Linked DNA regions of Mus musculus: regions 2 and 3 are each linked to region 1. The links are chromatin loops, found by intact Hi-C in ENCODE. Cell type or tissue: gastrocnemius. All regions are shown on one strand.

Region 1 (8,000 bases):
AGAAACACTCCACCAGCCCTCTAGTCACTTTGGAATGACTCATGTGAGTCTGGCCTAGCTGGAGAGCAGTCAGGGTCCCCACATGTTTCCTGCTAGTAGGAGAGCATCCCTGAGTAGTACACCCACACACACACTCCCAGCAGGCCCAGGCAGGCAGGGATAGTATGTGTACATCCGTGCTGTTGTTCACTCCAGAGACTTCTCTGTAAGGAAAGATGAAGATGTTCTATTCATATGGATTAGCATCAGGTCTGGATGGAGTGGCTCACTATCAGCACCACTGCCCTGACTGCTAAGAGCTTCCTGTCCTCCCACCCTGTGAAGTGACAAGTAGTCACAAGAAAGGTGGAGAAAGGAACATTTTTTTGCATCTCAGAGATAAGTACTGGGAGTTGACCTTTGTCATTCATCCTTATGGTCCAGTCTGGAACTAAGTGGATATTGCCATGATCTCAGTCCCACCTCGGCTTGTCAGTATACTTAGCAAAACAGCAACGATGACGATGATGATGAAAGGGTAATAACTAATGACAGAAATATTGTTATAAATCCATTTAATTTACAGAGACTTTAGAAAATGCTATGTTCTTCCATCTAATCCTTATAATCATATTGTGATGTAAGAATGTTACAGTTTTTCAGTTTGTAATTAAGGAAACTGACACACCAATTAGCTATGATAGCTGGCTAAGTGATTTGGCCAGCATCTTATACATATAAAATATAGATGCTAAGATTCAACTATAAGAATATGGGCCAGAAGTTCACATTTTTACTATTTATTGGGGGAAGGGACATGTACATACTACAGCCCAAATGTGGAGGTCAAATGCCAACTTTTCAAAGATGGTTCTTTCTTTCCACCATGTGGGTCTCAGGGATGGAACTCATCAGGCATGGAGACAAACATGTTTTTGCCCTGTGAGCCATTTCAGCTCTTTTTTAGTCAGAACTGGGAAGAGGTATCTGAGACAGGCTTAATATGTATAGGCTGGTGTGTACTACCACTCCAAACCATAGCATGACCCCAAATAATGCTTATGGCCTCAAAGTGCCAAAGCCCCAGAGACACAATGATCTGACCCAACTCCAGTCCAACTTTGAGGATCAATGGATGTTGAAGTGGTGGAGAAGCCAGGAAGGGAGGAAGACCACAGTTCATTGTTTGGCAGATGGATACTGGACATGGCCTGTGGGCCAGGTTGTATGGCTAGCTTTTGGGGCATAATAGGACAAGGTGAAATGGTCCTACCTGAGAGATGAATGCAGGGTTAGGTAAGGTTTGGGTGTTTGCTCCCTGAGGCCAGTATCCCTGGTGTTAAAGGTAGGTAGGTGGTAGAGCTGGAAGCAGTGGATAGAGTAAGCAGGTGATTACTGAGTTGCCTAGAACCTTGGGTTTGGCATGCGGAGCCTGAACCGGACGTGAGGGAGGCACTTGGAAACGCATGCAAGAAAAACAGGTTGTCTACTTGCAAAAGAACTGTTTGTGGTGTCTTGTCAGGAGCAGCCTGAACTCTTTAGGAAATAGTGATGTCATCTTGGTTCGGATAGTGCCAATCACTTCTGGCATTGATTCTCACCCTTCCTCACCCCACCCTTGACAGGTGTGCCAGAAGTCAGGTGAGATCTCTCTTTTGAAGCAACAGCTCAAAGAGTCCCAATTAGAGGTGAACACTAAGGCCAGCGAGATCCTCAGTCTGAAGGCACAGCTGAAGGATACCCGGGGCAAGCTGGATGGAATGGAGCTGAAGACACAGGACTTGGAGAGTGCCCTGCGCACCAAAGGGCTGGAGCTGGAGGTCTGTGAGAACGAACTGCAGCGCAAGAAGAATGAGGCAGAACTGCTGAGAGAGAAGGTGAACCTTCTAGAACAGGAGTTGATGGAGCTACGGGCCCAGGCTGCTCTGCATCCGGCACCCCTGGGGCCTCCAGGGGTTGGGCTCACTTTCTCAGAGGACATCCCTGCTCTGCAGCGGGAGCTGGATCGGCTGCGGGCCGAGCTGAAGGAGGAGAGGCAAGGCCATGACCAGATGTCCTCGGGATTCCAGCATGAGCGGTTGGTGTGGAAAGAAGAGAAGGAGAAAGTGATCCAGTACCAAAGGCAGCTGCAGCAGAGCTACTTGGCCATGTACCAGCGCAACCAGCGTCTAGAGAAGGCCCTGCAGCAGCTGGCCCGTGGGGATGGTCCAGGGGAACCCTTTGAAATTGACCTGGAGGGAGCTGACATCCCCTACGAGGACATCATAGCCACTGAGATCTGAGGGGCTGCCTAGGGGTGGAGGGCTGGGGACTGGACCCAGAAAGCAGGGAGGGCTGAGCCTGTTCAAAGAGACATTTTGAGCCCCTCTGAGAGAAGCCACCTCTGGGGCCAGATGGTGATTAGGGGTCACCACATAGCCTTTCTCCCCTCCTGCCTTTTTCAGCCTAACTAACCCTGCTGCTTATAACACCTTGATCTGCTAACCCCAAGCTCTCCTAGAGATGTGCTCAGGGAGCTGGTTGAGGTTTCTCTCAACTTTGGTCTCATTCAAAGTAGTGAGAAAAACACTCCATCAGGAAAGGGAGCAACTGCCATACAGGCCAACTGGCCACCTAAGGACAGAAACATTTTCCCTGTCACCCCTGAGCCCCTACGATCCCCTGGTCATATTGGGGTGCCTTTGGGAATAGAAAGAAGCCATGTGTAACCAGAAGCCTTGGACCCTGCCTTCACTACAGCCTGTTCTTCTGTCTGTGGAGGTGGAGGAGTTGTGTCGCCACATAGTTGAGCCAGCAAGTCATGGGAGCAAGGGGTAGATGGACAGTCCGGCACTACAGAACCGTCATAGGTCTCAAGAGGTCTGGGTGGGAGGTGAAGGGAGAGAACCAAAGCAGATAGGGAATCGAGTCTAAAATGAGCTGCGTAGCCCCTTTGACCTCAGTGACCACTGTTTTTAAAGCCATAGGCATTGGGGTCCTGGGTGGGGTACAGGGAAATGACATAAGACATAGATTCCCAGCTGTGCCAGGATATCCTCCTCAGTAGCCAATGTGGAGTGGTTTTTTTTTTTTTTTTTTTTTTTTTTTCTGAACACCAGGTTCTTGCTTGGATCCAGAATAGCCCATCCACTTAGATAGTGTATATGGGATCTGGGCATTAGCCTCCCTTGTCTGTGGCCCAAGTCAGCAGTAGCTCTTCCCCTTATAGAATCTTCAGAGTCCATAGATTGGGAAGGGTCACTAGTGTGCCAATAGGCTGCAGTCCAGGTAGGAGAGATATGCGGTGCATACAAAGAGCCTTATAAATATCCCAAGCCACCCACTCTCCTCCCTCCATGTGGCGGCACCCCATGTTGTAAGAATTTAGTCTAGAAAGCAGCATGTGAGCCTGTGGGCGCCTGGCCTTGTCTTTTGAAGATATCCAGATCTAGGGGCAGAGGGAAGTGCAGTTGCTTAGTTGAAGGAATTATCTTCTCTCACCTTCCCCCTTCCATTCTGTGTTTTCCAAAGCAAGCCAGATCAAGCAGGCAGCCAAGCTGCTCCATATTCTATTTTTGGCCCTTACCACAGCTGTTGTTGGTAGGGCACCCAGCCCTTGCTGGATTCCTAAGCCATGTGCTTGCCTGGTGGGTGGGGCCCAGGATATAAGAGATGTAAGGGAGGGTCTACATGCTTGGTAGTCCAGGAACCAATCAGTGTTCTACCTCCCTAATGCTGGTCCTTAAGAGTCCCTGGGTGGATCCCAGCCCTAGTGACCTTGTCTTCCCATGGGCTTTTTTCCCTTCCTAGTGTCTGCAGGCTAGGTGCCTCCTCCATAGGTGGTCCTGCTTTCTGTTCCTGGGGTTAGGGTGGCCCTCTCCTGCTACTGACTTTCAATGGCACACAATCTCTGGTCTACCATTGCTCATAGTCACATGCTCATTTAAACCTGGAATCTGCAGGCCAAAGATGACTCCCCCAACATGCAGGGCCATACCCTTCACTGGGCACAGGTCACAGCCCAGTTTAAAAGCCCAGGCCTCAGTTCTTTGTTGTGTACCAGTCTGTGCCTTGTTTGAGTCCTTCCTATTGAGACTGTCCAACAGAAGGAAAGAAAGGTGGGGGTTAGCTGCTTCTCCCTAGATTGAAGGACTCCTTCCCCTGAAAGAACAGCCAGAAGTCCACTTCTGTGCCATGGAGTCCTTGCCCAGGAAGAAGCAGGCCTGTGCTCTGTATCTGCACAGGGTGCCTTCTACTCACCGGGGGTTCTGCTCACATCACTGCCCAGTAGCCCTGCCCTGATCATCTTTGAGACCTCTGCCTGGGAATTGTTTAACCTTTAAGACGGCAGATACCTTCCCAAGTCTGCTATCAGTCTGAGATCCCAAGGTAGCTCCAGGATGCAACTGTGCTATAACCTAACATCCTTGCCTGCCTTCCTGTGTGCTTTCTTTCCTTTTCTGTCCTAAAGCATCCTCACAGTTTGTGGTCCATGCCCATGATGGATGGCTAGATGGAACAGTGACTCAGGTGTGCGGGTTCAGGGCAGACGAGTAGCCTGTCTTGCTTTGTCTCTCGGACCCATACTGCATCCCAGAGGTGTCTGGTTCCAGAGTGTTGCTGCTCTCTGAAGGAAGAAAGGGCCTTGTAGTGTCCAGACTCCCACAGGGCACCTCCCTGCTTGATTTTGTCCTCTCTAGGTACACTTGAGCTTTAGCATGATGACATTTCAGGGGTCTTGGCATCACTTCTCTGAGTGACACTTGCTGATCTGCTCGTCCCTGGCTCCAGCTTGGGCTGTGTCTCAGGTAAGAGAGATGTCCACGGGAAAGCCAGGCTGGACCAGAGATTTCCCTAGGACCTGAGATCTCCTCAGATGCCACCTAAGGCCACAGTGCCCCTCAGTGGAGACTGCTTTCTTTCCCTTTTGAGCACTGGAGCCCTCAGCAGGCTGCTTCGGATGGACTGGCGTTTGGAAGACTACGTACACAGTTCTTTTTCTCTTCCTTGTTTCTGGTTTGCTTTGCTCTTGATGGCTTCATTTTGTTTTATTTTTGAAGTTCTTTGTCGGCTCTGTAAACTATTTCTGCTAATTTTATGTTTTTATTTATGAATAAAGAATGCCATTTCTCATGTCTTCACGGTCACTTTTGTCTCTTCAAGCTAATCTCTGCTCCTCTACTATGATATGCAGGCAACTCCTGGTGGTCTCTCCTTTTGGAACCACAAAGCCAGTGTCCCTTTGTCCCTTTGTGCCAGCTGGGGTGCTCCTCACTTAGACCCCTTGAGGAAGGCAGCCCTGTGACCTGGGGAACCTTCACCAGTCTGGTGATCTTACTTGTGACATGGTCAGCCTCTGGGCTGACCCAGAGGGGAGGAGGGAGGAGACCAGGGGGCAGTGACTTCAAAAGCCTGCCCCTTCCTAACCCCAGCCTCTCCCCTCCTCCCTCCACCAGCTGCTAGCCTCCTGGCCAGCCTTTGGCCCAGTGCATATGGCTTTTTGGCAAGGAAGTAGAGTAACTATTGTCACTCCTCCAGGCCCCTAGGTGAGAGTGCTGTTAGTACAGCCACCATCTGTCCTGCCTGCCTGGTACTAACTACTCCCTTCCACCACCACCACCACCACCACCACACATACACACACTCTCTCTCTCCAGTTCACCTTGATGGGCATTCCCAGTTTTGAATTCAAATCCTAAACCCGAAAGATAGCCACTATGGTAACAGAAGAGAGAGGGATACATAGAGAGATTTAAAGGCCTATAGGTATAAAACAATGCCTCTGGGGAAGAGAAGGTCAGTGAAGGCTGCAAGAGCTCTTCCTAGCCCCAGCTAGGACTGTGCTATTCTTAAGAGCCTTACAGGAACGTGACACTGGATGACTGGCTCCTCCTTTTCACTGGGGGCAGGTCCAGAGGAATTAGGCAGGACAGCCGAGCTGCCAACTTTAGCATAAGCTCAAAAGTCTTGGCAGCTTCCACTTTAACATTCTTGGGAGCCCTGGGTTGCCACGTCAGAAACCTCTTATTCTGCTGTGCAAGAACGTACACCAGCATCACAGCCAGAACCACCCAGGACCAGGCAAATGACCCTCATGATATGCATCAGGGATTTATTTCTTTAGAGGCCCTGCCAGCACCCTGACCCCAAGAACCGTAACACTTAAAAGGTTTTTTTTTTTAAAAAAAAAGATTTATTTATTTTCATATACAAAAGCAGAACTCTGCCAGGGTTGCCTCACTGCAGAGAGACAGCAAAGTGGGGGGCAGTTTGTCTCTCCACACCACCTCCTCATCCCATTCTGATCCAAACAGGGGAGGGGGAGAGAGAACACTTCTGACAGCAAGCAACCCAGCCTCAGCCTCCACCAGGCTGCGCAGACTGCACAGTTGCAGCAGGTATTTTTATCCGACTGTCTTAAAGTCTGTGCACACCATGTGTGAGGAGGGAGACCGAGCAGTCCGAGATCCTCCCTGAACATCTTCAGCAGCATGACTTTACTCAGTTAATTCTGGAAGGCCATGCTGTCTCCAAGTTTTTCCCCAGCCCAAGTGTTGCCTGCCTTTCCTTCCTGAGTGCAGGGATCAAAGGCACAGTGCCACCACTCCCAGCACTCTCAGCAGGAGTTCAAGGTCAGCTTGCTCTAAACAGAAGCCGATATAAAAGAGACCCTGTCTCAAAAAAACAAAAAAAAAAACCAACCTAATGAAAGAATCCTTTCTTAGGGGAGTTTGCATTCTACAAGCAAACAGGCTTTTCAAGGATCATAAGCAGGGTGGCACATGCTGGCTGTGTAGACAGTGATGTGTCTGAAGGGGATGTGGCAAGGCCCTTGGTTCAGAAAAAGGGAAAATCTCACCTTGGATCTCCCCTCAAGTCCTTTTTCTTAAGGACTCTTCTTGGCTCAGAGCCTCAGTAGACACCTTCCTAGTGAGGGAACCTGCAGTTCTCCTCTGACTGCTGTGCTCTGGGCTGCTATCCCCCTCTGTACTGCCCCCCCCCCGCCCCCCATCCCCTCAACCACCACCTCAACCCTGGTCTGCACCTGGATAACCTATAACCTCACCAGCCTTCCGTCTAAAACAAGTTCTATCACCTCCATTGGAAAGCTTCGGGTATTTCATGTGTTCTTCCATGCATGAAAGTGAAAGTTTGGTGATGTGGTGTCATCCTTGCAGTGAAGCTGAAGTCAACACAGCTCCTTTGCATCTTTCTAGATAAATAAATTTAAAAAAAAATCAGTTCTGGGGATGAAACCCAGGGCCTTGCACACAGTAGGCAAGTGCTCTAGCACTGGGATTTACCCCAGCCTTCATTGGATAATTTGACAAGGAAATGTTGGCCTTCAAGGAATTCATCCATGCATATTGTTACTATTGTTTGCTTGGAGAGGTGTTAGCCACACTAGCTCAGCCTGTTGTATGATCCATACTTCCTGCACAGCTCTGTTCTACCCAGGCCATTCCTTAAAGCTCACCCCTTCCTCATCTGAGCCTATCAGGGAGTCAGAAAACATTCCAGATATCCTAGACACTTAGGAATATAGCCCTCTGTCTTTAGTAGATACAAAACCAAGGCCCAGATAGCAGCAGATATCTGATGGGTTTTAAGGTCAGAAGGGCTGGTTAGCCATAGGCCAGATCACCTTGACCCCATGACTGACTCCACTTGCTCTCTGTCCCCATTCTAGCCCATTAACCCATGCCTGCTAACAGGTGTATGCTCCTCAAAGTCCTTCCATCAATCCTCTTCTCTTCTCAAACCCTCCAATGGCTCCCACCGATCAGATCAGAAATTCAGCCTTCTTGGCAGTCTTCACAGATTCCCTGTTTTCTGAGTCTTACATGTGTCTCAGCAAACAGCCACAAGGTTCAGAAGGTTCCCTAAAAGAAGTTTAACCAATCCTGAGGGGTTTTTCTTTCATCAACATCCAAAGGAGCCCAGTCTGCTCTTCAGTGCTGGCCTCATCTCTAAACCCCACAGCATGGCACCGTGATTAACTGCAGAATCTGGGTTGGCTAACTTCACCTGCAGACTCCTCT
Region 2 (8,000 bases), 50 kb before region 1:
ATTTCTCCATAGTCTGGCTCCATCTTGTATGTACATGAAAAGGCTTCCTGGAGGATAATACATGTAAACGAGGTGCCTCAGCCTTATAGTCCCAGTGCCTGGGAGGTGGGCACAGGAGGATAAGAACTTCAAGGTAATCCTTCTTGACAGTTACTAGTTCAAAGTCAGCATGGACAGTGTGACACTATCCTAATAATAATGGTAATAACCATAGCCATTATTATAAATGTATATGTAAATTAGGAAACACACAATCTGGTGCAAGTTAAACGACAAAAACTACTCTTGAAAGCACTTTCTACCCCAGAGGTTGTTAAGGACACCCCTCTAAGACAGGGTGGGGAGAGCCTTATATGAATGAAAACCACAGTTCTTGACTGTTCTTGAGGCAGCTGGGAGACAGGGTAAACACAGTCTGTGGATCTCTTAGACCTTGCGTTTTTAGCCTCATCATATCCCCTCTTCAACATTTGGAGAGTTCCCAGACTCATTTAAATAAAGTCAGCTTTCTTATCTTAAAACACAAGGCCTTGGAGTTTTAGACTTAACATAATATTAAGTGGCCGTGTGATGCTTTATTTTCAACCCCCCCTTTGGTTTTATGCATTCTTTAAAGTGTTCCCCTTGACAGAAATATAGGGCAAGTGTTACTAGACCCATTTGCTCATGAAAAAGTGAGTTTCAAAAAGGATATGACAAAACTAAGTTTGAAGCAAAGGGGCTAGAGGTCTGTCTCCTGAATCTGATACCAACCACTCCTTTGAGATATTGTCTTGTCTATTACACTCCACCCCTGAGTGCATTTATTTAAGGAGTGTGTGTGTATGTGTGTGTGTGTGTGTGTGTGTGTGTGTGTGCGTGTGCACTTGTGTATGTGCATATATGCTTGCTATTTACATGTGTTGGATTTTAAAGATTTGCTGTCAAATAAAAAAGGATGCAGTCTTAGAAGAGAAAACGTACAGAAGAGACAAACCACTGACTTACCTGTTAGCTGATCAGGTTCTGTTCCTCCATGGCCAGCTATGGGTTCTAGAGATGAAGAATGAGATGCCAAGTGCCTTAGTTAGGTTTTATTCCTGTGAAGAGACACCATAACCATGGCAACTCTTAAAAGGAAAACATTTGCCTGGGACTGACTTAGAGTTTAGAGGTTTCGTCCATTATCATCACGGTGGGATGCACGGCAGTGTGCAGGCACACATGGTGCTGTAGAAGCTGAGAGTTCCACATCTTGATCAGAAGGAAACAGAAGGAACCTCTGTGCCACACAGGGGCAGCTCGAGCATAAATAAGACCTCAAAGCCCCGCCAAACACAACAGTGGCACATCTCCAATATGGCCACACCTACTCCAACAAGACCCCAGTTCCTAATTGTGCCACTCCCTATGGACCAAACATTCAAACACATGAGATTATAGGAGCCATTTTACTCAATCCCCCACACAAAGTTAAAACACAGAGCCTGAATCTTAGAGGACAGATTAGTGAGATCAAGGAACCTCTGACTTGGTATACCAGGTTGACTCAAAAGAGTTGACCAGAACTCAAAAGGCCCCTGCCCTATCCTCTGAAACATTTGTTCACCAACACGGATGACCGAGGTCAAATATAACAACAGGTTTGGTGACACATCTTTCTAGACCTGACTCAGGCATAGGAAAGTGTGAGGCATGTGGCCTTAGATGTATGAGGAACGCTTTGGGGATTCTACTGGGGCAAGAGTATAGTATAGGCACATCTAGTCACTGCAGAGCATTCCCTTGGAATAAAGAGCTAATTGAGCTTTTTGTCTTGCTGGTGGTCATGTTATTTAGGTTTTAACTGTGCAGCCACGTCACACATACGTACAAAGTACATCACAGGCTTCCTCTCATCAGTCTGCCTCCTTCACTCTCAACTCACCTCCCTTTACCTCTGAAGTATCCTGTCCATGGGTTGTTTCTATTGTCCCATGGTACATCCAGTTCCAACCTCACACCCAAATACTGCCCACTTTCTACCTAACTGGGCCACAATAGGTTAGTATGCATGCCCAGCTCTCTACCCACGGTGTATTTGAAAGAGATGTCAGTGCTACAGTAAAAGTGTCTTAGTCATGATGAGTCACAATTGTAATCCTAGCTCTCCAAAGAAAAGTCGTGAGCTCAAGGCCAGCCTTGACTACTTACTGAGAATATGTCTCAAAAAAGGAAAAAAGTGCCATATGTAATACCCACTTTGCAGAACAGGAAACTGAGGTCTAGCCTAGGATATGACTTTGTAATAGCAAAGGTAGGGCCAGAACCAGAAAGCTATAGGCTCCTTTGTCCAGTTCTCTGGAATATCACAATCGTGACAAAATTGAGTTTGACCAAGGACAAAGTTGAGTTGACAAAGATCTGTAATCCACCGTCCTTAGTCTCTCTTTGGAGTCCACTGTTACCTTCAAGAGCCAGAACAATTGTTCTGTATCCTCCCTATTCACCAAAATTCCTGAGACACCTCTGAGAAGACATGCTTATACCAAGTCAATGAGTGGGGCACAGAAAGAAGAAAAGGCTTCCATCAAAAGAGGCATCATTCTGCCTGTGGTGGTTAGAGGTGGGAGTAAGGATGGAACTCGGAACTGGAACTGGGGAACGTATAGATAGAGAGACGTCTGGCATAAACTCTCCTGTCTCAGTCTCCCAGGTCTCCCAGGTGCTGGGATTACAGGCTGGCTGGCTATTTATTTTCCCTCTTTAGTGTTCAGGAAGCTAGAATTACATAATTAAATAAAGCTTTAAATTAATCTAGGGTCAAAAGCAGGAGGGAGCAGCAGAGGTTTGGGGCAGGAGAGTGTCAGAAAGACTCTGATTCAGTCATGCTATTAGTGATCCCTACTCTCCTTCCCTTAACCTGCCCCTTTCAGGGCAAAGCTGGCAATTTCTGGACAGCGCCTCTGCCTTCAGACTGGCCTGCTTTTCACTATCTTACCCTCAGTGTACCCTCAGATAGGTGGTGAAAAGTGGGTGGATGGCTGATGCTTTTACTGCTGGGGATCGAAATTAAGGCCACAACCTTTATCTCTGAGCTAATTATCCAGCCCGCCCTGCCTATATATTTCTACTTTATATTTTGAAACAAGGTTACACTTCGGTGCTCCAGGCAGGACTTGAATTTTTAATTCTCCTGTTTCAGCCTCTCTCAAGTCCCTGGGATTACTGGCTAGCATCACTCAGGCTTCTGAAGTGTCAAAATTTAATTGGATCTTTTTGAGGACTGAAGTCAGGAGGCTCTGGGCTCTCTGGTCTATAATCGCAGCAAGGTGAAGCAATACCCTCATAACCCCTCTAGACCGTTAGTTTGGTCCTTAAACCAAGAAACTCAACCTTTTGCTGGGGTTGTGGCTGGGAGTTGGGCTGGAGAAATCACCGGTAAGAGGCAGAGGTAGCAAAGAAGAAGGGAATGCAGAAAATGGGTAAAGAAAATGCAAAGGCGAATAGAATGCAGACAGAGAAAGCAAGAACGAGGAGACAGTGGAAGATGAGGAAAGATAGAGAAAGGCTGAACAGACAGGAACCCCCGAGTGTGATGAAACGAGAGCTAAGAAACTGCGAGCCTGACCGGCGCGGGCTTTGGGCACAGAGGAGCCAGGAGGTCGGAGCAACCCCAGCTGTCAGTCTGGAACAAAGGCCGGGGAGAGAGCAGGACAGGGTGCAGGCAGTGCGGGCCAATGAATGTCGTTGACTCTGGCCCCGCCCCACTCGTGCCCCGCCCCACCCCGCCCCGCCGGCGGCCAGGGACCCAGCGCAAGGGCCAGAGCGCCCGGACGAGCTGGCGGGCTCTGGGAGGCTCCGACAAGCTCACAGTCCGAAAGTTTCTCTGTCTTTCTGCTGCTCCTGGGAGTGTGACTTGAGCGACGCGGGATCCGCCGGCTCTAGGAGCCCTCCAGAAAAAGAGAAAGGGGCACTGCACAAAATACACCGAAAAATCAAAATCTGCAGCCATTTGCAGCTATCCCCAAGGCGGAGGAGGACAGACAGGTAAGGTACGGGTACCCAGGGTCCTGTTCCTCCTTCGTGCAGGGTCTACAGCTCTGCGGACGGCCCAGACACAGGGAAGACTTCGCTTTCTACAGCATACCACTCCCGGGAGTGAGTCCGCTCGTCTGTCGGTCTTTGTCTGTCTGTGTCCGCGTCTGTCTAGGTGTCTTTGTTTCTACATGTAACTATCGGGGTGAAGGGCAGTGGTAGGTGTGGGGGAGTCTTCTTCCCTGTCACTGATTGTATTTCTAATCTGACCCCAGCCGGAAGGAAATGGTGTGCATCAGTCAATCCTTATGTCTTTGTCTGTCAGACCGGGGATTCTCGTAAACCTGAATTTCATCTTGGAGACGTGCATTAGGTGACATGAATGTAGAGATGAAGAAATGAGAGGTGAGGAAGTGAGGCCACAGAGACTGGGGCCCCAGACAGAGGATCCAGCTGCTGGCGACTGGCTAGTGAACTTTACCTTGCTGGCTGGAACTTTGGAGGTACATGTGTCTGGAAGGAATAGGAATGAGCTTGGACGAATACACAGGTAGACAGACACATAGACACACACTGACACACCTCAGTTCACTCCTTTTTCTCATTCACCACAGGGAATCAGATCCCCTCTGTTTTTGCTTCTCATCTGCCCTGGCTTCACTCAGCAATAGAAACCCAAACACCACGGACCAGGTGATGTTTCCCTTCCCTGCTCCAAGTGGAAGGGATTAAACTGTGGCACATGTGAGCATTCTGCTCACCCACGGGTTGTCAGTCCTCAATTTCCCAAGCACTAGAGATGTTTAGGGATCCAAGAACCATGCCTTCTGCCCTCAGGTTTTCTGCATGCTCCTTGGATTGCTGAGGAGCAGGCTCTGGGTTCTGGGTAGCTGTCATCGAGACTTCTCCACCAGAGGGTCTCTCCTCCCTGGAAACACAATCTAGTCTCAGCCCATCACAGAGAGATGAGCTGCCCGCATGCACTTCTCCCAGAACCCAGATCCTGACGGGGGGGGGGGGGGGGCTGCTGGTAAGGGATTTTGAGGATTTGTAACCTGAGCTTCCTTCAAGTTCAGAAACAATTTTCTGCAGGCAGACAGAAGGAAAATGGAGGTGTTTGAAAGGTGTATGCACATGAATATCCAAGTTAGAGTTTACAGGGGTAAGAGTCTTCAAGGTTGGCACAGAGCAGAATGTGGGCAGGAGTCTGTGGGCAGAGAATGCACCCTAATCAGGCAATGGCCCACACCTTGTATTTACCTAGCTCTTTCTTCTGACCATTTTCAGTGCATCATAGATGTTATCTCATTTGTTGTCTCCTTTATCCTCACACCGTAACTACCACATTAGTATGAGATGTGATTTACTCTGTGTCTGCCAGTGAAGAAACAGAGGCACCAAAATGCAAGGGTGTTCCCTGAGATCCCATAACCAATGAGAGCCAAGTCCATCATTAATGAAATCCAAAACTTCATGTCTTAGCTGTGGAGATGGGAGTATAGAGCACTCATCTGCTAGAGTTGAGAAGAACTGTCTGTGTGTGGGGGGAGGGGGAGATGGCGGGGGGGGGGGAATGAGAGCATCCTTCCTGGAGGGTTCATGGAAGGACCAGACATTTGCTTTTGCTCAGGATGATTGTCTTTCCTATTTCTAGCCTATGTCTTGGCGCCCTCTGCAAGGCAAACCTGCTTTAGCCATTCAGTCTGTGCACTCTTGAGACTGAAGGAGATTTCCTTGTGTGGCTATCTACCTCTGATGGTTGCAGGAGCTGAGGTAGGAGAAGTATGCTGTTGGGGAGTGCTCTGGGTGTGCCAGTTCTCTGAGAGTGTGAAGAGTGCTCAGTTGCCATGCAGGGTTAAGAAGCGAGATGTCTGCATGTATGGGTGAAGAAGTAGATCTCTGTTCCTGAAAATGTATTCTTATGCCTTTGGGCGTGTTTAACAGTCACCCCACAGCTTTTCATTGGATGCTACAAAACGCAAGGCTTTGGGACCCACAATGAAGCAGGAATGAATATCATAGTCTGGGGTTAGTTTCCTTGAACGAGTGCTTCCTTGAAATTCAGGGGTTCTGTGTTTGAGACCCTAACACTACATAAACCTTCATATGGTGGCACAGTATTATAACCAAACCTTGCCCAAGTGGTGGAGATAGGAGGATCAGAAATTCAAAGCCAGTCTTGACCACATAGGAAGTTCAGGATCAGCCTGTGCTACCTGAGACAATCTCAAATGCAGAAAACAATAACAAACAACCCAACAATAAGAAATATACCAAATAAGGTCATGGCAAATAATCTATTTTTAGCAACTTCAGTCCAGTTCATTTATGAATAGTATTGTAACAAAGTTTAATACTATCCACAGAGTGCCGTCCAATCTCACAGCATTGTTTTAACCACAGGCATCTGCCTCTGTAGGTTAGTCCCCCAACCATCTTGCCCTTAGGTCCAGATCCCATTTCTTCTTCTGAGATATTTCTACCATTTGGTGCTGCCACCACAGTGACTCATTGCTTCCCCAAGAACTCCAGAGTTTCTGGGGAGGAAAACCACAGTGAGTTCTCAGCTCAAAGTATAGTGTCTACCTACTCTTTCTGTGTGTTTGTCAACTCACAAGAGCAAATATGGGAGGAGAAGGTGCTAGACCCAATTCAGTCCTGGGGTCTGGAGTTTGTGCCTTCAGAGCTTCAGGCAAGCAGTTGCAGAACAATGAATGGTAAGGGATTTAGCAAAAAAAAAAAAAAAAAAAAGGAAATTCCAACTGCCTGGGGACTCTTCAGGCCATTTACATCTCAGCACTTTGAGTTTGCCACCTTTGAATGGATCTCCTTGGTGCTACACTTTGGACACTGGTGATTCTTTGGAGAATGTGAACTGCTGTTGGGTTTGGGGAGGTAATGTGGCCCTGCTTTATGCTTCACATGCACTTAGCATTGTGGGTAATGATGTCTCCTATTGTGATAACCACATATGCTCTCGGGAGCCCATGAGCATTTCAATTTTTCTTTGGGAGAACATTTCTTATGCTTGACAACCTGAATTTCATTGTTATTTCATTAAAAACTGAGACAGAGACTCATGTAGCTCAGGCTGTCCTGAAACTTGTTATGTAGCTAGGAATGACTTTGAATTTCTTTTACCAATACTTAGATGATTGGCATGTGTCACTATACCTAATTAATTCAGTACTAGGGATCAAACCCAGGGCTCCATGCAAGTGCTTCTAACTGAGCTATGCCCCCAGCTCTCATTTGTTAAAGGTCTTGCCCATGTCAGGTGCTAGAGACATGAGTGATACTGTTGAAGAGGCGAACTAACGCACTGAGCTGAAAATTGGTGATGTTAGTTAGAAAGAATTAATTAGAGATAATCCCACTGAACTAACAATCCCACACTAACTTTAGTACAACAGCTGTCTCAAGATGGAGGTAAACTGAAGATGCCAGAGAGGAGGTAGGTGGTCAGGACTTGGTCTAGAAGATGAGCCTAAGCAGGTGTGTCAAGAGAGTAGGTAGAAAAGTAAGGTCAGCATTCTGCTTGCAGCTGAGAGCTGAAGAGAACCCTCTGGGGCTCTACACGCCCCTCATGGCAGTTGGAGGATGAAAAGTGGGAGGGAACTAGCTCTAGTAAGTTTGCAGTTTGGCCCCCACAGTGACTTCTTTAAGTTTTAGGGGGGTGGGCAAGAGACCTTGCCTAGACTCAGGCCTAGCTGGGCTGGCCTCCCAGACTCTTTGGCAGAGTCACCTTTGTAGGCTTCTGTTCCCCTAGATCCTGGCTTCCACCTCCTTAGATAACTCCAGAGCAGTGAGGAGGAGGTTGGGAGGTCTTGATGACCACCAACTACAACTGCCTGGGAAGCAATGTGTATCAAGACTTTTTTGAGTTTCTTTTTCCTTTTTAGCTTTTTTTGGGACAGGACCATATATAACCCAGGTTGGCTTTGAACTGTCTGTTCCCTCCCCACAAGTCTTGAAGTCATGATCCTCCAGGACCAGCCTCCCAA
Region 3 (8,000 bases), 74 kb before region 1:
GGTGGGGGCTGGTAGCACACAGGTTCCCAGAGTTAAGGTGGGGTAGCAAACTCAACACTAAGCAATTCTGTGATGAAGAAGTGGATATTGTCTTAGTAAAGTCCCAGAACTTCTCTGAGTTCCAATTTTCTCATATACAGAATGAGACATTAAATGATCTAGGGCCCTCTCAAAGCTCTAATATATTTTAACTTTTTTTTTCTATTCTATTTCACAAATCACAGGCTGTGTAGACACAAAGACCACTAGCAAGTGTCGGGAACTGCTTTAATTTTCTTTTTAAAAGCAAATAAAGTTATGGATCTGAGGGAGGGGCAGGGAGAATTAATAATTGACCTTGCTCCTGTACACAATATTAGCTGCTGGGGTCTGTAACCTGACACACTCAGCTACAGGCAGTGAGGGCCTATATCTCAAACCTCTGAGCTGGCTTAACTATTTCAACCAGGATTGCACATATCTGCATAGGAGAGTTCCTTAGCTGGAAATTCGATATCAACTGGCTCAAGGTAACCTCCCCAAATTGTACACCCACCAATCTGATCTGTCTTCGTTCACATGGCATGAATCAATACATGTCGAAAAATTACAAAACCACCCTCCTACTTCAATCAGGACCTTCTTCATAATGGGACTACTGGAGCTGACTGCCTTAAACTTCAGTCTGTGATCTAGCTATTGCCTTCCCCATTTCCCCCTGCACTGTATACAATAAACTGTTGCTCCTATTTTGGTCTGAAAGTAGAGACCATGCTCCACACACAAATCCTTTTACTACTGCTTAAATGATTCTTGTGGTCTAAGTGACTCAAATTGGTCATTTTAAAACTCTATGATGGTATAACCCCTTAATTTAAGAATTTTAGAATTTTAATTTTAGTCAAGTGGACAGCAAGATATATACCCTGTGGACATATAGACTTGTCTGTATCTAGGGTCAAGGCTACCTGAAACAATGTAACAGACAGAGCCTCAGAAACATTTTTCTGCAGGAGGTACAGGTGTTCTAGAATTAATGTGTCTGCCCAGAGAGAAATAACTTGATGAACGTAAGGTATTAATGAAGAAAAATTCTTGAAGAATAGCATGCATACAGCACTGGCTGGTGCTCAAAGAGGAGCCAGCCTAGGACACATTTTCCATCCTACATATGCTGCGTCAGGCCCCAGGTTACACGCTGAACAATTCACATAGAGACAGGAGAGTCCAATTTTAAGTTGCTAAGTGGTTACTTAGGCAGAAGAGAGGCTTACACAACAAAGTATTCCCAGGACTATTTCTTAAGTACACCAGTATCCTGGAACAGTAGACCATTCTTCAGTGTCAGGGTCCCTAGGTGAATATGCCAGACTGAGAAAGATTATAAAAGTATAAAGGAGAAAAGATAAAAGCTGGGGTGGGAAATCATAGAGAGCACACTAAGAAGTTAGAAGAGGACTGAGCTGGGTGTTAAGCTGAGGAGCAGCTAGCTCAGGTCAGCTCTCCAGCTCAGGTCAGCGCTGTGTGTAGCAGATAATGTAGTAATGATGTGACGGCTCCTTATAACTAATAAACGCAGAGGCCCACAGCAGGCAGGCCGAGATCTTGATGCTGCTACAGTGAAGACCATACTGCTGTCTGGCTTGCTAACAAAAGGACAACTGGCTGCATCTATATAAGAGGATCCATAGAAAGCAGCCACTGCCTAAGAAGAAAACAGGACTTTTATGGCACACCAGGCCTTAATGTTGGTTACATGACCCTACCTGCTCCTTTGAGCAGCTTCTTGGTCTCCTGCCACTTCTTAAGGGCATCGGTCTAGCGGCTGTTTAAGATCAGGGTTGTCTCCTTCCTTATGGTTGGAGCCAAATGTCTAGACAATCCTGGTGAACAAACATGCGTATCTAGCACTTCATCTCTTACAGACCTCATTAATACACTATATCTTTGGGTGTTTCAGAGGCAGCCCACCTTTAGCTAAACTCTACTCTGTGTGACTTATTCTCTCCGAAGCATTGGTAAATCCTTTGCATTATCATCTCAGCAAAATAGTGGAGTGCTACCAACACATAAGATTCCATGCACAATACCCACAAAATTAACTCCAAATGTGAAATCCGAAGAACAGAAATTCTAGAGATGCTAGCTAAACTAAAACGGCAACCTGCCGTCCTCTGATGCACAAGAAGCACGGTGATGTTGGCTACAAAGATGTTTCTACGCACACACCATGTCCCCAAAGCTCTACACAGACGCTGCCCACAGGGTGAAGTTCTTCAGAGGTCACCACTTTGGTACAGGGAACTACAGAGACCGCATGGGACTTCATACAACTCCACATCTGGCCCACTAGCTTCCATCCAGTCCAAGGGTAGCCTACCAAAAGGGATGCCGAGGCTCAGCAGCCCACTTCTCCCAAGACTGCGGTCCCTTGCTCACCATAGCGTGGCTTCCAAGCTCGCGTGCACCCCTCACAGATCCTGTTACACGCAAAGAACCGCTTGCATTTTCCCAGCTTCGGAACGGAGCCTGGAGCCTGGCGCCCGGAAGAGCCCGCCTCCCCGATGACGCTCCGACTGCAGGTTCTCATTGGCTGATGAGGCCTGAGTGACAAGAGTCCCTCCTTTGGCGTTGGAGTTTAAGGAACAGCACAGAACAGTATTTCCTGTTGCAGATATTTGCATTTCAGGAGTCCTTGCTCTTGACCTGAGGTAGCTTCACTTCTATCTTTCCTTGCGTGGTAGGCACTTTCCCCTTTTCCTCCTTGACACAAGGTAGCTAGTTTAAATAGCACATTACAAAATGTGGAGTGGAGTGTTTCTCCTGTCCCACAAGTGGAAGGGTGCCCACGATATTAATAATTAAGGAGATTTTAGAAAACAAATGTTTGTTCTGTGGGTTCACGGTGAGGTCAGGTGAGCTACAGCTACGTTCTACCTGGCTGGCAAAGGTACACTGGACAATCCTGAGAGAAAACCTGGAACCACATCACAAACACAATGAAATGTGTTTCTCCCACAAGAAGGCTGGATGGTGGATCCATCCCTATAGGAGTTTTCTTCCTGAAATTCAGGTCTATCTCTTGACAAATTAACACTAATGATAAGTGTAGTCTCCACGGTAACTTGAATAATTAGAAAGAAATGGTTCGAGGAAGAATGTTGTTTATGAACACTATTCCTAACATTTTTCTGAGTTAAGGTGAGAAAACGCAGCTGTATTAGTCAAGGTTCTCTAGATGAACAGAAATGATAAAAATGAGCGTCTCTTTCCCTCTCTGTATGTAGAAAGGGGATTTATTAAAACGGCTCGCAGGCTGTGGTCCAGCTAGACCAACAAGTGCTGTCTAGCAACTAAAATTGGAAGAATCCAGTAGTTCAGTCCATGAGGCTGCGTGTCTAAGCTGGGCTTCACTGTATACCACATTTTCAAAGAAGGAGGCTCTAAAGGAATGAACTTGCTAACCAAAGATAGGGCAGAGAGAGAGAGAGAGAGAAAGAGAGAGAGAGAGAGCTTCTTTCTTCTCTATTTATGTGGACTGTCACCAGAAGGTGTGGCCCAGATTAAAGGTGGATCTTATCGCCTCAAAAGACCCAGAAGCGTCTTCCCACTTCATAAGTTTTAATTAAGAAAAATCTCTCACAGGTATATGCAACTTTTTGGGTCTTAGTTAATTTGTAGTCAGTTTGTCTACCAAGAATAGCCATCATAACAGACAAGACAGAAAAACTTGGAAATATTTCTTACCAGCAGAAAGCAGGGAAATCATTTAACAAAAATAAAAGACAGGAAGCATGGGGGTTTTCTTTAGAGAGCCTGGACACATTCGCGTAGAGTTCTGCCTGATTTGGTGGTGTTCTTAGCTCAGCGTTGGACAGGAACATATACAATTTATTTTAAAAGACAGAAGGAAATGTCTCTGGCACGTTCATCTTGTACCTCAAGGTCATAATTGAAACTCATATGTTAATTGAACCCAGGGAGAATAAGACCACTACCACGATTTTGAGACAACTTGAACCACCTAAGAGCTGGCCATCAACTGGATCCTAAGTGCTGTAAGGAAACCAGACCTGAATCCACTTCTAGTGCCTCTTTTAAGTAGTAAAATCACAAGCTTCTGCCAAACAGGTTTACAGAAAACAGACAATGAGACAATAAGAAAATACAGGAATAAACAACCAAAGGAACAAAAATGTGGTCACCATAGAGGGTCAGGTATGTTCAGGATGTTCTCAGAAATATGAAGAGGCCAGGGGTCAAGCAGATCAGGCTCCAAGAAAAAGACTTAAATAGAGCAAATCAGTAAATGGGGTATTTTGAGCAATACAGCATAATGGCTCCTGCCTTCAAACTGAAGTCAGGTAGGTTCCTCACAAGTAAATGACACTGTGAATGTAGCTTACTTAGGAGCCAATACTACCTGTTAATTATGGCCAATACTACCTATTAATTATGATGTATGCTCTTAAAGGCAGATATATCAATGCAACAATTCTCGCAAACATACAGGAAAAGTCACCTATTTGCACAGTAGACGTACTTAGATGAACAGCTATGCTGAGCTATTCTATGCTCAGAAGAGCATTCTATGCTTTTGCCTCTGAGCAGGCTGGCTCAGAGGAAGGCCACAGCTGCTTCCATGCAGGACCAGAAAGAGTTCATTTTAACTAACCCTAGCTGCTGTCTGTCTTAGGACTGTGACAACACCAAAGAGTATGTTGAGTATTTTTCTTCATAAATGAATGGGGAGAGATTTTAGACATTAATTGGTATCCACATCACTGAAATAGCACGTCAAGGCACTGGAGAGATGGCTCAACAGTTTAGAGAGGTGGCTGCTCTTCTAGAGGATCCAGGTTTAATCCTTCTTTTTCTACCCTTTATTTTATATTTTAGTTACCTGGGTATCTGCCTAGTTGTGTCTGTACGCAGTACCGGCAGCATCCAGAAGAGGGCAGAAGATACCAACCATTGGAGTCACAGCACATTGTTAGCTACCATGTGTTACGGAAATGGAACCTGGGTCCTCTGGACAGCACTCAGTGCTCTTATCTGCTGAGCCAACTCTCCAGCCCCTCTTCTTTGAATTTAAGGTTTACTTTTGTACTTGTTCATTGAAATATATTGCATCTCATACACCCTTCCTTGTCCTCCCTCCTTCCCTTCCCAAATTCTTCCTTGTCATGCATGAGTAAGTACACTCTTAATATATGACTACAACCTGCTGAGTCTGTTGTTGTTGTTGTTGTTTGTTTGTTTGTTGTTTATTGTGTGTATATAGTTTCAGGAATGATTACATTGCATTAAGTGGCCAACTAGGGAGCGTATTCCTGCCTCAGGCAGATTCTCTGACTTACAGATGAATTGAACTGTTTAATGAACAGTGGGAGTCTAACCCCTCTAATGACCTAGGCTGTCTTGGACAGCAAGTATTATAAAGATTAGAAACCTAGGGATGGGAAAATACACGAGCAGTTGAGAACACTGCCGATTTTCTGAGGGCACCCAGGTTTCCTTCCCAGCACACTCAGCAGCTCACATCTATCCCTAACTCCAGCTTCAAGGAATCTGAAAAAATCTGTTCACCTCCTAGGCAGCCATAAATTCACCAAGCAGGAATGAGGCAAAGTCACATAAACAGGCAAAACTCCCATATACATGAAATACAAGTGAAATACTTTTTCTTAAAATGAAGAAAAAGAGGAAGGGGTGAGGGGAGACACCTGGCACCATAAAGCTTATTTTTTTCAAGCTTGGTGTGGTTTTGCATTCCTTTAATCCCAGCAAGCAGGTCACAGAGGCAGAAAAATTACTGTAATTTTGAGGAAAGCCTGTGCTATATAACACTCACACACAAACACACACACACACACAAGGAAAGAAGAACAAAACTAAATAATAGAGGAAAAGGAGCATGGGGGAATTGGGAGAGTGTAAGACCTCTGCTCTAGAGCTACAGTTAAAACACACCCCTTCCTGGGTTCCTCTACTTGGAAGGGGAGATTTTTCTGTGTTCTGATCTTCCACAGAACACTTCTGTATAGTTACCTTTCTCTTGCTATTATAAAACTCAACCAGGACCAAGCCAATTTATAAAAGAAAGTATTGGGCTTATAGATCCAGAGTCAGAGACGTTGCTCACATAATAAACACATAACAGCAGGAAGACCTGAGAGCTCACAGTTTGAACCTTAGGTATGAGGTAGAGAATACACTGGGCATGGCCAGAGGCATTCATAGCCAATAAGCCCAGCCCCATGATACACCTCCTTCAAAAAGGCCACACCTGTAATCCTTCCCTAAGAGTTCCACCAACTGGGAAACAAATAAGACTATGGAAGCCATTTTTTTTTTAATCAACACATCTTCCTTCAACTCTTAGATAGTGACAGAGATTTTGTAGCTGACCAAATTCTACCATAATCTTAAATGAGACTGTTATGTTTCCAACATACAATGCCACAGAATATTAGCCATACTTCTATCTACCAATGCTCTATTTTTGTGATGTTGTATGTAATAGTCTTACATTTAATCTTCAAAGCAAAGTTTCAGCATCATATCTATAGCCAGCCTGCACTCCTGAAGTGTGGTCCAACTTGTCAACCATTGCTTATCTTAGTTGTAACTTCTATTTAGGACTTCAAAGGGAAACCACGGGTATCACATCCTGTCTTATTGCTATATGTCCTGGGAAGATTATTTTTCCAAAGTGAAAATTTCAAGGTAATGTCAGACAATTATAACTTTGGTAGATTTGGGGTATACCTATCAACAGTGATTGCTACATAGGTTTATTTAGAAAAGAAACAATGTTACCAATTAAGGCAGATGTCAGAGTTTCCATTACAGAAAGAGAATTCTTTTATCTTTAATCTCAAGTCATCTCTCTCAACTATACAAATTAAATTTAACCAGTACAGTACTAAAATTCTCATGTGCCATATTCCAAGAGACAGTGTATGCTTTGCTAGGAAAAGAGGCGGCTCCAAAGAAAAGAAGTACCACATTTACCTCTCGTTTCCAAATGACTTCTATGAGTGCTCTGTGTGTGTGTGTGTGTGTGTGTGTGTCTGCAAGTACCAGACATGCATGCGGAGCATAGACATACATGCAGCCAAAACACATATAAACCTAAAATAAATTAGGAAAAAAACTGGGAAAAAAATTAGTTGTACTGGAGTTTAGTACAACCAGTCAGTGCATCAGAAAATGGTTATTATGTTGTGATCAGAATATAAAGAAAATTTCCCCATAAGTCAAGGTAGTGGGAATTGGCTTGATTTGCAGAAGATATATGAGATTAGTGTTTATGCAGAGTGAGTAATGGGAGATTGTGCTTACATGTCAAGTACACTGAGGTGAGACCTAGTTTGTGGTTGTCCAGCAGTAAACACTGCCATTTAACATTTATGTCTGGGTGAGCAGCAGTAGACACTGCCAATTGCTATTAACGTTTATGTCTGGGTAAATGAAGAAGAGAAGCTTTGCTTTATTTTCTTTGTACTCCAAATTAAAAAAAAAAAAAAACTTAGGTGTCTTTATTTTAATGGGAAAAATCTCCATTGATAAACAGAATAAGTAGTTATCTGTGTCATATTCCAACCTTAAAAAAAATCGCCGGGCAGTGGTGGTGCACTTTGATCCCAGCACTGGGGAGGCAGAGGCAGGCGGATTTCTGAGTTCGAGGCCAGCCTGGTCTGAGGGTGAGTTCCAGGACAGCCAAGGCTACACAGAGAAACCCTGTCTCAAAAACTAAAAAAAAAAAAAGAACATGATCTCCATGATCTCTCAGCACTCAACAGCATTTACAGCCCTGTTTTCAAAACACCTCCACTATCTGCTCACAAAATTATCTGGAAGCATAGACTCCACAAAAATCACATTAGTCCAAACTGCAGCCACACATCTCTGATATCAACTCCTATTCTAGTTCCATTTTATTTACTTATTCCTGTTTGTTTACTTGTATAAATAGCCCGACCAAATCAACCATAGGGAGAAAGGCTCTGTTTGTG

Evidence for each region. Peaks named below come from ENCODE experiments on the same cell type or tissue, not always from the same donor. Only the 100,000 strongest peaks of a DNase experiment are listed, where the experiment ranks them.
Region 2: it touches region 1 in a loop (2.3-fold over the local background); 7 of 42 quality-filtered maps call a loop at or near these places.
Region 3: it touches region 1 in a loop (6-fold over the local background); 6 of 42 quality-filtered maps call a loop at or near these places.

What each region holds. Positions count from the first base shown.
Region 1 is chr8:69,129,764-69,137,763 of GRCm38, reverse strand. Lzts1 (leucine zipper, putative tumor suppressor 1) reads left to right here. Exons shown (of 4, transcript NM_001370971.1): 4 at 1,605-5,105. The coding sequence ends at 2,261. Among named protein-coding and RNA genes, the nearest start is that of Gm39187, 24 kb to the left of the region's middle. In gastrocnemius, a CTCF peak has its summit at 4,858; DNase peaks (open chromatin) are centred at 5,445, 5,915, 6,334, 6,521 and 4 more places; H3K27ac peaks cover 2,798 bases.
Region 2 is chr8:69,179,982-69,187,981 of GRCm38, reverse strand. It overlaps Lzts1 (leucine zipper, putative tumor suppressor 1), which reads left to right and starts at 3,784. Exons shown (of 4, transcript NM_001370971.1): 1 at 3,784-4,008. In gastrocnemius, no CTCF peak of the experiment used is centred here; DNase peaks (open chromatin) are centred at 3,713 and 4,784; H3K4me3 peaks cover 1,846 bases; H3K27ac peaks cover 1,128 bases.
Region 3 is chr8:69,203,578-69,211,577 of GRCm38, reverse strand. Zfp930 (zinc finger protein 930) reads right to left here and starts at 2,532. Exons shown (of 4, transcript NM_001013379.2): 1 at 2,419-2,532. The coding sequence starts at 2,421. Gm39188 (a long non-coding RNA gene) reads left to right here and starts at 2,581. Exons shown (of 2, transcript XR_870488.3): 1 at 2,581-2,719; 2 at 4,879-5,202. In gastrocnemius, no CTCF peak of the experiment used is centred here; DNase peaks (open chromatin) are centred at 2,525 and 4,932; H3K4me3 peaks cover 1,710 bases; H3K27ac peaks cover 1,885 bases.